2 separate regions of the Mus musculus genome follow, and region 2 is linked to region 1. A link is a loop called in an ENCODE intact Hi-C map of the cell type or tissue named here. Cell type or tissue: gastrocnemius. All regions are shown on one strand.

What was found. A loop is a pair of places that touch in the nucleus more often than their neighbours do. Peaks named below come from ENCODE experiments on the same cell type or tissue, not always from the same donor. Only the 100,000 strongest peaks of a DNase experiment are listed, where the experiment ranks them.
Region 2: it touches region 1 in a loop (6-fold over the local background); 2 of 42 quality-filtered maps call a loop at or near these places.

Annotation. Positions count from the first base shown.
Region 1 is chr1:67,032,091-67,040,090 of GRCm38, forward strand. Lancl1 (LanC (bacterial lantibiotic synthetase component C)-like 1) reads right to left here and starts at 6,782. Exons shown (of 9, transcript NM_001190985.1): 1 at 6,405-6,782; 2 at 2,034-2,151. The coding sequence starts at 6,485. In gastrocnemius, no CTCF peak of the experiment used is centred here; DNase peaks (open chromatin) are centred at 4,961 and 6,790; H3K4me3 peaks cover 1,837 bases; H3K27ac peaks cover 2,088 bases.
Region 2 is chr1:65,175,767-65,183,766 of GRCm38, forward strand. Idh1 (isocitrate dehydrogenase 1 (NADP+), soluble) reads right to left here and starts at 3,376. Exons shown (of 9, transcript NM_010497.3): 1 at 3,224-3,376. In gastrocnemius, CTCF peaks have their summits at 2,650 (motif pointing left), 3,567 (motif pointing left) and 4,269 (motif pointing right); DNase peaks (open chromatin) are centred at 628, 2,645, 3,475 and 4,287; H3K4me3 peaks cover 4,183 bases; H3K27ac peaks cover 4,714 bases.

The DNA of each region.
Region 1 (8,000 bases):
GGTATTCCACTGTGATCTTCCTGGATGCAGTGCTTCATAATGAAATGGCAGCTGTCATGAAGTTGTAAGGCTACTGAAGGCTCACAGGTTTTGATTTCCTATGGCTGAATCAGCGTTCTAGCTTAGTGGACTCAGAGCTTTACGTTTTTTTGACTGAATACTGGCCCACGACAGTCTTTTAAGAATTAGATCGCTGAAAGAGACAGTTTATTTAATGCATAAACAATGGCACTTTTAACAGCATTTAAGAGAGGATATTAGGAACCTTGCCTCGAAAGCTATTAGCTAATTTTTCTACAGGATTTTAAGCTTCTTCAGAAACATAGAGCAAATGAAGACACCCTCAACTGATCGGTGTGCCTGCCAGTCGGCCTTAGACAACTGCCATGGAGTTGCTCTCCACACAGAGCCAGCATTGGAAGCGAGCTGCTCAAGGGTAAGGTACCGGCAGCTGAAGGAGATGGTGCCAGAGATAGACTGAAGCCAGAAAGCTTACACCAGGTGCACTTCACCTTAGAGTAAACATTTCTCTGAGAGTATGCCTTTTAGCTTCTCGGCTAGCTAGCAATTCAGGCTGTTTGACAGCTTTTCCTGACATTGTAAAGTCAGTCGTTCGAATCTAAAGCCGTTTCTCCCCCAGCCTCAAGCACTGTTCGCTATAACACCATGAGTCTATCTGAATGGGTGACTTAGGGATGTAAGTCCCTCTTTGAAATCTGCTCTGGAACTAGCTAGCCATGTGTCTCAGGTCAGCCTGTGCCTCTTTCTCTGGTCAGAGGTAGCAAAATAATAGAGACTTCAAATGTCTTAGGATGGGATCCAAGCCTAGGCCTTCTGTAAGGAAAACCTGTCAGGGAAAGACATGCGTAAGTACTTGTTCTGCTTTCTCCAAATGGTGTTAATTTAAATAAAGACGGCAAGGTTCGTTACTAATGAGTCTGTCCATTACACTACAGCTGAAATTACAGTAGGTAATAAAGGACGCTCTGATTACTTCCCTCTTGACACAAATGCTTCCTTTTCATTTCCTCTTCTGTTTCTTATGGTCAGCTTCTAAAATACGTGTAAGACTTAAAACTCAACTCTAAGAAGTACAAACCAATGTTAGCTTGCCTAATCCTAGCACTTGGAAGGTGGAGGATCACTGTGAGTTTGTAGACAGCCTGATCTATTTAGTGAGTTCGAGGCCAACCAAGGCTACATAGTGAGGCCATGTGTCAGGAAAAAAAAAATTGGTTTCCTGTTCCCCCTGCAATTATGCTAGAGATTTCACATGGAACCTCGTGAGGAAATGTGCGTTCTCACATGCAGAGGGCTGGAGCCTACTCTCAGACAGTCTTTCTCACACGGCAGCTTTCCTTCCCCGGCAGCCCACAGATTAGCTTCCACGTTTGTTTGTGAAATGCTTATTCCTGAATTCTGCTTATGAGTCACTAAGCAACTCAGCTGTGGGCCCCAGGAACCTGCAAGGTCTGGAAGCTCAAAATGGAGCCTTCAACTATCCACGTGTGAAGGAAACTCTGTGCCCCTAGACCACTTTCCTCAGTATTCTGACTGTGCTCTCTCGTCTGCAGTAGGAGGCTAACTGCCTTCCTTCAGCCTCCCCACCCCTCTCTTCCCTCCAGAGCAGCGGCTAGTTCTTCCCCTCCAGGCTATCAGCAGTAGAGCCTGGTAGACAGCATTTGAAAACCAACCAGCAAGGAGAGCAGAGGAGGTTCGTTCACACTGGCACTAACTGTGATCCTTACAGAGCAACGCTTTGGGATGGGTGCTTTAGGTAACATTTACAGACTTGTTTTATTCCATGAAGATGAAGTGTCTTTGCCTCTGTTCCAGGAACTCTTCCAATCAACTACATCATGCTGAAAACAATCTTTCTCCTCACAGTAAACGCCCAGCGCCAGGCATGAATACCCACAGTGTGCTTGCCCGTGGGCTGCACACTCCCAGAACGCACTCACACCTCACAGTTCTGGAAAGGTCCTGCCCTGACTCTCAGCAGTGTGTATGCTAGCTCAGTCAGTGCACTGTACCTGCCCAGCCAGTGTACCCAGTGCCATCCCGAGGGTCTGCAGACTTTAGGCCTCTCTCCATTTGCTGAAGGAGCTCTCGGATCTTATTGGTCAAGCGATGTGAGAACTCAGGAGTCAGCTGCAGAAATTAAGAAAAAATATTTTTACGAAGAGTAAATAGTCAATCAATAGTACCTTATAATGGCATTTTTTTATTCATGGAAACAAGATATTATCATGTAAAACTTAAAGTAGCTTTTCAGAAACCACATATGGAACTCACACTATTTAAAACAACACATTTATTTCAAAAAGTTACTGTGAGCCAAGTTATAGTGGTGCACGCTTCTGATCCCAACATTTGGGAGGCTGGTGCAGGAGGTTGCTACTTTTGAGGCTAGCCTAGGCTACACAGTCAGACCTAGTCTCAATAGAAAAGAAAGTAATTTTCTTCCTTTCTGGTATTTTAAACAAGGTTTCTCTGTGTATCCGTGGCTGTCCAGAAACTTGAACTGAGTATCAGGCTGTCTTCAAACTCTAGAGATTGGCCTGCCTCTGCCTCCTAAGTGCTGGAAATAAAGGTGTGGGCCACCACTGCCCAGATTAACTCCACTTCTTTATATTGCAGCTGCCTTCCTGGAAGTGGAGAGTAACACCTGCCCCACGGTTTCTTAAAGTCAAACCCACTCTGTGCCATAGGGGTACACTTAAGGCTGAGACCCTGAGGTTAGTGACACCCATGTGATAGCTTATGAAACCGATGGGCAAGATGAGGGCCACAGGTCATAATCCTATTACTACTTTGAAAATCTCTTTTCCTTTTTATTATTTTATGTATGGGTGTTTTGATGGCTTGTATGTCTGTGTACTATGTGTGTGTTTGGTGCCTTGGGAGGCCAAAACGGGATTCTGGTCCCCTCAAACTGGAGTTATAGACAGCTGTGAGCTACCATGTGGGTACTGGGAATACAACTTCAGTCCTGTGAAGCACAAGTTCTCTCAATTGTAGCCATGTCTTCTGCCTCCCTCCCCGCCATGTCATACTCTTTATAAAGCAACTGTAAAGTAGTTTTCAAGCACTGTACACTCTAAATGACTGCGTGTATTAAAGACTGGTATCAACGTACCAACTCTTCAGGAGCATGCTATAACTCCAAACTGTAATTCCAAAAACACAATGAGATTTCCACCCAGGGCTGAGGACCACCACATGTGCAGACAGGTGTTTCATCATGAAAAGACTGCACTCTCAAGCCTACACTGGCCATCCCTAGAGTCTGTCTGTGTGAGTGTCTGCTCATGCATGCATTGCTGGCACCTGGGTAGAGGTTAGAGGTCAACTGTCAGGAGTCCGTTCTCTCCTTCCGCTTCCGTCCCCAGCCGGCCTGCAAGTGCATTCATCCGATGAGCCATCTCAACAGCACTAGAATCTCATTTTTAAGAGGAACACTTTAGGTTAGGGAAATGGCTCTGATAGTAAAGTGCCTGCTTTGCAAGCAGGAAACTTGAGTTTGACCTCTAAACCAGTATATTAAAAAGAGGGGTACATTGGCTTGTGCTTATAGGGGGGCAAGCTGGCATGTTCTTATAGTGGGGCAAGCTGGCACATGCTTACAGGGGGACATGCTGGCATGTGCTTATTATCTTAGAGCTGTGGAGGAAAAAACAGGCCAATCCCTGGGGCTTGGTGGACAGCCAGTCTTGGGCCTACTTGTCAAGTTCCATGCCAGAAAGTCTTGTCTGGAAAACAAAGACAGCACCCAGGGAGCAATGGACACTATCCTTGACGCTGACACACATGCATGTCTCCTACACACACATGCAAAGAGGCACGTAAGACTGGAAGAAGGCAGTGTCGTAAGTTCTAACGCTAATAATGTTCCAAGATTCACCTCTGAGGAGCATCCCTCTGAGGACTGTGGCCACTGCAGCACTGAGCACCATGCAGAATCCACAGCTTGACAGCCGCCTGGGATTTAACAGTCTCTGACAGAAGGTCAGGTCTTCAACGTGACTTGAGATGCATTTAGTAAGATATGATGGACTTCAATATTAATATAAAAAGGTCTGTAAGCCTCACAGAACTTGGGGAGTAGCTCGACATGGCCACAGGCCATCTTCTGCACAGAGGCCACATGTAATGCACAGCCCTGGGTGGCCTGACATCAGGAGGCCACAGTGAGAGTGCCTCAGCCCTGGGACAGGAGTCACTTTCTGCTAGGTACACATGTTTACAAAGGTGACCTGCCTGAGAATACTGACTGCTTGTGGCAGACCACATCACTGAAGTGTGAAGAGTGCTGGAAGATGCCAGGAGACAGACACGCTCCTTCTGTATTGCTGCCTTAATGTGGAGAATGTGGAGGCAGCACAGCCAGGTCTCCAGGACTTGACCTTTCAGGTTCAACAAGAGGATTTAAAAATGGATGCCACTTTCTCTGTACAATTTCCAAACTCTGTTCTACCATACACCACCTTGTTATCTGGGATCAGAGTTTGCATTGGTGTCCTTTTTTTTGTCCCTTAGAAATGAATTAAAGTTATACCCGGTCTGGTGGCAAAGACAGAGCCTGCTGAGTTTGAGGGTACCCTGGACTTCAGAGTGAGTTCCTAGCCAGCTAGAGCTACAAGGTGAGACACTGCCTTGAGAAAAAAAAGAAATGAATGGATGATTGATTTTGACAGCTGGGTATGGTGGCTCACACCTATAGTATTAGTACTCAGGAGGCTGAGGCAAGAAGATTACTTGGAGCTAAAGGCCAGCCAGTGTGGGCTTTAGTTAGCGTTTCAAAAACCCAAAGAAAGCAGGCCAAGACGTGTCAGCACACAAAAGTATTAGTTGTGAAACATGACTACCCAGCCATGATCTCAGAGCATGTAGAAAGCTGCATGTAGCAACACACATGTTAATGCCAGTGCTCCTACAGCTAAATGTCAGGCAGAGAGCAGAGTCACCCAGGCTGTGGGCCAGCTAGCCTGGAGTACACCGCATAGTAGCAGAAATAGACTGCGCCTCGACAAGGCAAGGCAAGAAAGGACTCTACACAGCCGTAACATGTACAGGCTTGCACATCACCCACATGAAGTGTATAAATTAATTTTTTGAAGCAATAAAAGGTAATAACTAAAGATAATAATAATAATAAGAAGAATAAGAATTAACTGTGTAAACTGAGCATCCTACAGCCTAAGACTGAAGTTCCATCATTAGGACACTTCTGCCAAGTCAGCACAAAGTGGCAGGCACACCTTCCTCTCTCCCTCTGATCACAGGACTGACTCAAACCTTCAGATCTGCTGAGGTAGGCAGAACACAGGCCCTCATGATGACAAGAAGGACCCTGGGGCTCCAATTACACAAAGCTTTGTCCCAGGAGGCCATACACTTTGATACCCTTCCACACTGCACCTCCACTGTCCCTCCCTGCTACTGCATGACCAACTAAGGTGTTTTCAGGGGTGAGCTGACACCACATAAGCCAGACATATTTGTGAACTCTTCACAGCTACCTAAAAACACTTTTCTTTTTTCTTTTTTTCTTTTTTTCTTTCTTTCTTTCTTTCTTTCTTTCTTTCTTTCTTTCTTTCTTTCTTTCTTTCTTTCTTTCTTTTTTTTGCACAGTCATAGCATTTCAAAGAAACAAGTTGATAAAATGTATGGCCACTGGCATACACTTTTACGCCCAGTGCTGGGGAGGCTGAGGCAGGAGGATAGTGATTTCAAGGTCAGCCTGGGCTACACAGTGAGTGCACACTTTTTAGTTTCTCTCTCAGGGCTCAAAAACCAGGTTTCTATTCCAATAATAATAATCCTACTCCCCAGAAGGCATGAGAAAACAGGTCCCTGGTGCCACACCTCCAGGCTCTCCTCTCTAAGTGCCTGGTGGTGGGCAAACCAGTGTAAGTACAAATGGTTTTTCTAATCGTTGGCTCACCGCTCTCAGCTTTATAGGCTTCGAAAAATGGTAAAATCACAAATGATTTTGGGCCTGTTGGATACATTTCTGTCAGCACCATGCCTTTAACGTGGTCCTCTCCACGCTCTAGTTTGCACTCATGACTCTGTCCTAACTTGCGCACACTCACTAATGAAAAACATGGCACCTATGAAGACAACTTGGCTCCTCATCTCCCTTAATGCCACTTAGGGAGTGAACTTGGAAGACAATTTTTATAACTGACATCACTGTTAGTGATGTTGACAATGGGTTTTATTCTCTATCCAATATGTTAGGACGCAGTGTATCCCAACTTAGATACTTATGTAAGTCTGATCTAATCACACATCTTTGGCGGGGGACAGATGGGCGTCCCCATCATCTAGGCAGAAGTGATGTCCTTCGGAGCCCTGGAGCTGGGGGAGAGAGGGTAGGTAGGCAAGCCTCAACTCACCCTCCCAGTAGAATCAAAGTAGTTTTCGGCCAGCGACTTGTTATAATCGGCATAAGGATTCGGAAAGGCCCTCTGAGCCATGACGCCGCAAGCGAACCTGCAGAACAGGGGAAAGAGAGATCTCAAGGGGGGCTGGGACCTGGGGTTGGGACGCGACTGAAGGCCCTTTGACAGCCCCTTCCCTCCGAGCGGTCCCCGGCTGGCAGCCGCTCCGCAAGCGCGCGGGACAGCGGCCGCTGCTCGGAGCCCCGCGGGAGGAAGGGAGCCCGTTGTTCACCCACGTCCCACGCCCACGAGTGGGGAGCACACGGAGATGATGGAACCCGCACGCCTCTCCAGCGGCTCCGCAAACCGCGCAGCGGCGACAATAACAGATGCGGCGCGTTTACCGCCCACTTCCTGTAGGCCTGGCCAATCAACGGGCACGAGAAGGCAGAGGCCCGCCTCCCACCTTCAAGTTCTTAAAGACACAACGCACTTTCTGATGCTTTCCCGGTGGGCAGCGGTGGTGGGGCTCCAGGTTTCCGACACTCGTTTATAAACACCTTGTTAAAGAAAGTTCAGTTCTAGATTCCAGGAGTTCGAAGTCCCCTTTCCCTGCAAAGGGAAAGGACCGTTTTCAAGTCTACACACCGAAGTCTTAACTACAAACTGAAATTACACACTGAAGTCTTAACTGACAAAATGAAATTGGTGTGTGTAGGGGGTGGGGGTAGGGGGTGTGTTTGCCTTTACATCTTCTAATTACGTTTCTAAAAGGAGGGAAAAAGAGACACAGAAATGACAGTGACGGAAACAACAAACCCAACCACCACCACCTGGCTGGCCACGTGGGTTTGGTGGTGGTGGTGGTTCAAGACTTTAATTTCAGCATTTGGAAGACCAGGCAGAGGGAGGCAGATCTCTGAGTTCAATGTCAGCTTAGTCTACAGAGTAAGTTCCAGGACAGCCAGAGTTTTATTGAGAAACCAGAAACCCTGTTTCAAAGAACAAACAAACCCCACCAGACTCTGTGAGCTCCAACACACTACCATTACAAAAAACAGAATATGCTAACTACTTTGGGGACATTTTTTACTTCAAGGTGCTCAGGAGGGTGTGGGCAAGGCACCAAATGATAAAAACATCAGGGAAACTATGCAAAAACTCAAAAGAACCCTTAGGAAATTTAGTCCGCTCAGTAGCCTAAATTAGACTCTGATACTACATATTGAACCCTTAAAAAAAAAAAAAAAAAAGGACAAAGATTGGAGAGCCATTTCAGTGTTTACAGTCTTCTTGTTTGAAAATTTTATGTTGGAAATTAAATCCTACCCGGGATGCATTGGGACCTCTCTGTTCAAAGAATATAGGGGGTCTAGTTCACATCTGTCAAGGGCAGGAGAGATGCCTAGGGGCTGAGAGCTCCTGCTGCTCTCCAGGAGGTCCAGAGTTTGATTCCCAGCACCCTTGAGCTGCTTACAATCAGCATAATTCCAGCTGATTCAATGCTGTCTTCTGGTGTCCATAAACACCCCGACCCCAAACACACACACACACACACACACACACACACACACACACACACACACACACACACACAGGAGGGAAAGAGGG
Region 2 (8,000 bases), 1.9 Mb before region 1:
GAGAAATCAGGAGACAGAAAGGCCCCTTCCTAGTACACAGGCTTATCCCTTGGCTTTTCAGGGGCAAGAGCTGCTGTTTGTATGATGGGACACTACATTGTTCTAGGAAGGCCATCACTTTAAAAAGTATTTGCCAGGCAGTGATGGTGCATGCCAGGCAAGTGGATCTGAGTTTGAGACCAACCTGGTCTACAGAGCAAGTTCCAGGACAGCCAGAGCTACACTAGAAACCCTGTCTCAAAACAAACCAAAAGTATTAATTTATCTGATTCCAATAAAGGTCAAAGATGACTGCTTGGAAAAAGAGAAACTTCAAGGCTTAAAGAATAACATGCTTGTATTCAGGAGGCAAAGGGTCCCTGAACCTCTGAGAGTGTCTATTCCTTATAGGAACGGTTGTGTAACCATTTCCTCTGTAATTGAAGCATTCTATCCTACACTAAGCTCTTTAAACAGGCAGGTAAAGAACTAAAAATATAGTTTCAGGATGTCTCTGAAACTGAACAGAGTTGATAGGCCCCACCCTGACAGAGTAAACAATAAAAGTTGAGACTCTTAGACTGGAGAAGACCCGACCCAGGCCGGCCACCTGGAAAGGACAGTCTCCAACCCTTGAGCTGCCAGCAGGCTGTGTAGTCTGCACCGGGTTCCCAGCTTTTGTGAGTTCTCACCCATGCTGGGGTGAGGTGATGCAGAGCCATTTTTGCTCCTTACCCATATTCGGGTAAAGTAATCCCAACAGTACTTATTGGTTCACCAAGTTGGATTTTGGTGGTGTCTCTACTTTGTCCTGTCATAGGATCCCTGTATGGGCTACGTGTGTTGCATTTCCCTAGGCAACAAGTGCCCTGTTCTGTCACACAAGTGACACTATATTGGGAACTTTCTTTCCAGAAATGCAGTGGCATATAGATCAATGTTATAGCTGAGGAACAGAAAGACTTTAAAGCAATTAGATAACAACCTAAAGCTGTCTTGAAACTAATTTGATCCTTAATTTTTTTTTAAAGGGAAATGATTATTAGACAGTAGGTCTCAGCACCTCACAAGAAGTCAGGAATATTTCCCAACTCTCAAATCCCATTTTTATGTCTGAGATTTGCATTTCTAGCATCCTATTTCTAGTATTGAATTTGTACCCTGAGTCCATCACCAGGGAAGTTTCTGGAAGCCAGTTAAAAGAAATCAACAAGCTGGTGTGGGTGAACCAATACCACCCATGAGATACAACTTAAAGATTAACTTGCAGTAGATCACAGAGTTCATAATTAATTCCATTTTCACCATGGCCATACTTTAGAGAGACAGCTAACTTATCTCAGTTTTGATACTGCACTCTCACGGTCATGTTCCTACACGGCATTACACAACAGTTATGACTAGGCTATTTTTCTGCGATGGCAAATACAGCTAATAAAATATCACAATGCCGGGAATGTCTGAACTTTTTTATTTGCTTTGTTATTTCCTTCTTGGTGTGTATATACTCTGATGTAATCTTTTTATATCTCAGAATTCACCAATGAATGATAAACGTCAGATTTCCTTCCCTTTATCTATTTAGTTTTTTTTTTTTTTTTTTAGCACTTGTTAATTAAAGAAGTGAAGCTGTATTGTAACTACTATCACACTTCTGGATTTGATTTCCATGGCATGTATGGGCTTTAGGTACCCCTAGATTCCCTGACTTCTTGGGTCTCACATTTTCTGATCCCACCCAACCCCAACTTTTAAAGGAAAGTTTGATCCAAGCCTAATAGCTACCAGCTTATTTACATAGTCTGAAGGCAGCCAGTTTCCAATCTGACAGCCTGTGCAATTCCAGAAAACAAACATAATAGACTAGTTAAGCAATAGGAACCCTTTGCCATACTTAATTTTACTTCCATAAATCTCAAGTTTCTATCTTGAGCCGATCTTTTTGTTTTCCAGCCAAGTTCAAGTTGCAAAACATGTGGGGACTCTAAGGAAGTAGTTGCAGTATATTGTCGAAAAATTCCTGCTTCTCTCTTTTCCCAGTGCCTACACTTGCACTAACGCCCAACTAACTATACAATGTGGTCACATTAAAGATATCAGATTAGAGGGCAAAATTGCTAATTCTTATCTTGATGGTGAACGGACTTGCAATTATAACAAGGCCTCTCAATTTTGATGACTTAAACAAGTGTCCTTTCAATTTATCTCCTAAAACAAAGCAAGATCCGGAACAGAAAGTCTTAACATACAAATACCCCTGCCAGGAGGATTTGTATTTAATATCAGCCTTACAGCCCAGTTTATCTGGTTTAAAGTACAGTGCTTGAGTGTATCCAGAGGGGCAAAGGGCAGGAGCCTTCCAAATAAAGGTCACAGGAGTACAAATATTGGTGCGCACACACGCTCACACCACAGGACGGTGAGTCCTAGAGTGAGCGCCCGGCTCTTTGGCTTTTTGCAGGTCTCGGGTTTGCTCGACCTCGGGTGACACTGAGACAGGAGATATCCATGTGGGCGTTGTGCAAGCTCTGCTAATGAAGCTGACTCGGTTCCTCCTTCCAGATCCCCACACCAGCCCCTCCTCTCAGCACTGCCAGGACCTTTTAAATACGAGGTCCACTGAGATGGCTGCATCTGGAATCGAGACCCCAGGGCGCCCCCAAGTGGCTAAGCAAACACTACAGACTGAAGCTGGAGGCTCCGCCTACCTTCATCCCCTCCCTCTCTTGCACTCTCATTAGCTCTTCTCCGACCACAAGGCAGGTCCCACCCCTGAACCTTGAAGGGAGTACACGCCTAAATTCCTGGCTTACACCCTTTCTGCAACCAGCTTTCCTGCCTAGTCCTTTTACACCCAACACTCAAGAGTTCTGTGCGTCCACCTCAAAGCTAAATTCTCCTCCGCGGGTGCCTTGCCACTTGTCACTGCTTGCAACGTCCTCGCCTCCCAAAGCGATCCCAACCTCGGAAGCGCCCTTCTATACAGATAGGCAAGCAGCACTCTGCTACTCCCATTTCCCTTCTCTACGCCCAAACTCTGGAAGCGTCCCTGAGTGCACCAGGGCCTTGCCACTGAGTTCATCTCTGCACAGCCAAGACCTGGGGTTTCTTCCTTTTTTCTCACTCCAGCTTTCAACGGAATAGTTTAATAGTAAGGGGCGGCGGCTGCCGCTCTAAGCCTTGGGGCACCTGTAGGGAGGGGAAGGAGCGCCCGCTTGCAGCCGGAGGCGCCCCAGCTACTCACCGGCTCACACCCGCGCGTACACACAAGCTGTAATAAGCCGGCCCCAGTTAGATCAGCATCTGCCACAACCTTCGCTCGGAAGCCCAGCGGCAGGGTCAAGGCTGTTTAACTCTTCCCGGCTTTGTCTCCTCCCAGGCCCCACCCCCTCAGCCCACCTCCCGAAGCCCCGCCCCCTCCACGACGCCATTCGCCGCCTCCGACTTTGTGGGGTGGGCCGAGGCATAGATTGAGATTAAGTCTGGGATGCAGCGGTCCGCTGTTCCCGGTGGGGGATGGGACTGCCACGCCGCGGAGATTCCTCGGGAACACCCTGCAGTTGAGGAGCGAGGACGCCACCTACTGACAGGCTATCGGAAGCGCCGAGACCGAGTGTTCTGGGCTCCGCAACAATCTAGGAATCCCAGCGTTGAGTATCCAGGTTCTCTGCAAAAGGTACAAAAGAGGGAGCCCTCCCTAGACTGGATCCCTTCCTGGAGTCTCCGGATGCCTCTTAGAGCTGGACTGTGCCCTTTGAAGAATGTGCATTTGAGGTTTCTTAAAGGCGTGTGAGGACTACAGATTCTACCTTAATGCAAAAGCTAAAACAGAGCGCATTTTCCATTTCAAAATCAAGAACAAACAATACCCTACACACAAATACATATATGAGTAAAACCATTCATATTCTCATGCTGAGGCTTTTACAGAGCTTCACCATTCCACCCCAATAATTCCCTCCACTACCAATGATCCGTATTCCCAACTGTTGCTGTTTATAAATAAGCTTCACTCACCATTTGTCATGGAAGACAGTGAGGTTTATTTTCTGGGTTGCGATGAAGCTGCACTAGAGATACACGATATAAATCTTAGAATTCTAAGAATGGGTTAAACGTATTCCAATCTTTCCAGAGATTTTTCTGTCTGTATTCCTTAGTCTTGAAAAGGAGAACATTATGACTTGTAGGACAATAGGTCATCCTTGATTGGTCAAGATTCAACGCTTCATGGACTTTTAAAACAACCAGCATTGTGTTGAAAAGTTATGAATTCACGGCAGTTAGTAAGATTCATTTTGGACGCTAGAGGGCGCTATGTGGAAAAGGACTCATACGTGGTGTCAGCTGTTAATGTTGATTAACTGGGTATTAGCTGTGACCTCCGTTTATTCCTATAAAATGATTAGAGAGTGTGTGAGTTTATACTTTCACCTCTAATCTCACTTTAAATCACTTTAAAAAACGTTACTTACTACCATCAGGCACATATTGTTTATATTACTAAAAGTAAGTATTCATAGCCATTCTTGTTCCAGAAAGCATTTTAGAATAAATTCAAGAAACGAAGAATAAAACACAATAAGAAGTATTGACTATAGGTGATGGCAAAAGTAAGAAGAATGCATAGGAATACAGAGCCATGGTGAATTTAAATATAAGCATCTTCAACCAAGTTCTAAATATGTGCTAAGCATGGATTGACTATCTGAGACACTGAGATAGGACATATGGCACTTATGTGCATGTCTCCATCTGGAATCCCGTTTTCAAGGGCTGATATGTCAAGTGCACGAGCTGATAGATCACTGAAAGAGAATATTTGTAGATGCTTGGTATTGAATTAAATTATTACAAAATAAGCCAGGTGTAGTGGTGCATGTTTGTATTCCCTACACTTGGGAGGCAGAAGCAGGAGGATTGCCACAAGATCCAGGCTAGCCTTGTCTACATAACGAGCTCCGGTCTGGTCAAACCCCATTTCAAAATCAAGAACAAACAATAGCCTATACTCAAATAAATATATAGGTAAAACCATTCATATTCTCACGCAGAAGGTCTCGTAGAATCGTAAAATAATAAACTTATAGACTAAATGACTGGAAAAATTACAAAACATTAAAAAAATCATTATTGATGTCTAATATGTGAGTGTGGAAATGTGCATGCCATGGCAAGGATGTGGAAGCCCAAGGACAGTCTTGAGATTTGTAGGCTTTGGAGACCAAACAGGTCAGAAGGTCACAAGGCAAGTGCTTTGATCCTCCTGAGCCACCTCTCTAGCCTCACAAAGCAGTACATCACCACTATTAGTAACAATGAGACTTAACAACTGGTGTTTGGTTGAAGATTACATTTCTCTTAAAAATGTGAATATGACATTCACTGCTCATATTCATGTCGCTCACTGCATTTGCATGCTTATGATTTGCTATCTTTTTTTTTCATTTACTCAATAAAAGTGTCTAAATATTTAAATAAGGTCTAGTAGGAACACTACTGTAAACATCAATGGGAGCCTGGGTCAGAAAATGTCTGTTAGCATCTGCTTGCCTATGAGACACTCAGCCAGATGATGGAATTCCCATGAGATTCCAATGCTACTTTATGTTCGTTTTGATGATCTGGAAAGGTAAAAACACACAAAAAAGAAAACGAGGGCAGAGGTTCAGTAGGTCAAGGTATTTTCCTCCAAAGCAGATATTCTAAATTCAATCCCCAGTACCCATAAGGTAAGAGAGAACTGACTCCTGCAAGTTGTCCTCTGCCCTCCACACATGTGGTGTGGATTGCATACGTATATAGGTGCATGCACAGACACACACAAAATAAGTGCAAATAAAGACAATGAAGGGAAGTGAAATGACGTCATCATTACTTACCAGTTACGATTACCAGCAGGAGAACAGCAAAGATAACGGTTGCACTTGGTTTTTGAGTGACAGACACTCTTCTACAGGAAGGGATAGGATCATGAGTTGGATGACCAAGATAATGAGTTTAGCTCTAGGACTGTTTAAGGTGAATGCTTGTGGGACAGGAAAATGGGGTTGTCCAGGAGGCGCTAGCCACATACATCTGAGCTCAGAAGAAATGATGGGGCTGGGGACCAAAACATGGGTTTCTTTAGTGTGTGTTTAGTGATAGCACTGAAGATGGTGATGAGATCGTCCAGAAGTACTGAAGAATAGCCTACTAGCAGAACCCTGGAGGCATGTTTGAATCTTTAAGGGTCAGGTGGAAGATTAGAGCCTCCTACCCCCAAAGAGAATGCAGAACTAGGGTAGGAGAATTACAGAGTCTGCTGTGATGGAAGCCCAGAAAGTTTTCAAGTACAGAAGAAGTACTGTAGAACGGTAAGAAAAAGACAGAGCCTGGAAAGAAGAGTGGGAAGAGCTCATGGATGCACTTTCAGTAGGATGAGCCTACGGTCACTCTGATCAGGAGCCCTGCTGAAGGGGACTGACATGGCTTTAGAAGGGGGACAACACTGTGAAGAAAGCACTTTTTAATAAAGATTGTCTCATGTGGTCCAGGTTAACCTTGAACTTGTTATGTAGCAGAGGCTGGCCTAGAACTTCTGGTGTTCTTGCCGCCACATGCCAAGTGTTGGGTACAGGCCTGGATTATACTTAGCTATAGAACAAATGCCGATGATTGCTAGTTTCTGTCATCTGGCATACTTGCAGGCCATTTAACTTGAGCAGAGTGGGTCAGATCCTGTTACTTTGGAATCATTTGCTTTGGTTGTTTCTTCTTTTATTTCCTCATCGCATCAATAATAATGAAAAATCCATCTTTATCTTGCTTGGTAAAAATGCTCTTTATCAATTCTGAATGCTAGATTAGTGGAACTAGTGGAACTGGAGTATAAACATTTTCAAAGTGCTTGTTAGAGCCACCAAATCATTTTGCTGAAACATATATCTACTTATACTTTCACATGCAGTGCGAAAGAGTGATAATTTCATTAGAGTCTAGCTAGAAATTAGTCTTACAGTAAACAAACAAACAAAAACAATCTACCACCACTACTACCATTGTCACCACCACCACCATCACCACACCAAAAAAACCAACCAAAAACAGCGTTTGCATTATATACCAAATGAAACCATAATTTCTTAGACAGTCAATTGATTAGCGGCACTGGACAGGAAATGTTGGAAGTTAGTCCACTAGGCCAGACAGTAAATATGTGCTTTCAATATGTCAGGATTGTACCCCACAGGTCTGCTGTAATGAGTTATTTGTGAAAACGGAAAGCCTCTGTGTCTCATCAGGCGAAGGTGCTCACTCTTGCCTTGTCTCAACACACTATAAGACAAAGAAAGGCATAGACACTATCCAGATGGGAGAGGAAGAAGTTAAGAGGCCCTGCCTGTAGGTGATATGATCTCAGATCAGAAAAATCCTAAATGTGTGACCTAAAACCTCTGGGAAGTACTGAAACTCAGTAGCATTGTGTGCCATGCAACCAACACAAACACACAAAAGGTCACAACAAAAACAAGGTCAAAACACAAACACGGTCAATAGTCCTTTTTTTCTCTAACAGCAACACAAAAACGGTAAATAGTCCTTTTTTTCTATAACAGAGAACTCCTCAGAAGAGATCAAGAAAACAATCTCACTTGTAATACTACAAAATGAAAATGCTTAGAATTAGGGGCTGGCCTGGTCTACAAAGCTAGTCCAAGACAGCAAAGACTGCACAAAGAAACCCTGTCTCAAGAAACCAAAAATGAATTGAGTGTAGTGTTTCAGTCCTGCAAACCCGGCACTCAGGAGGTGAGGCAGGAGACTCTCTGGTTTGAGGACAACTTTGGGTACATAGACATTGTCTCAAATCACCTGCTCCCCTAATAATGCTTCCCAGCTTTAAAAAGCAGAAATCTAGAAAAAGAGGCAATTCTATAATTTGTAGGACTACTAAAAGAGTAGTCCGAAAAACTAAAGATTCCAAATAGTACAAAGCTATGTTCATCAATACAGCATGGTCTCAGCACAAAAGTAGACAT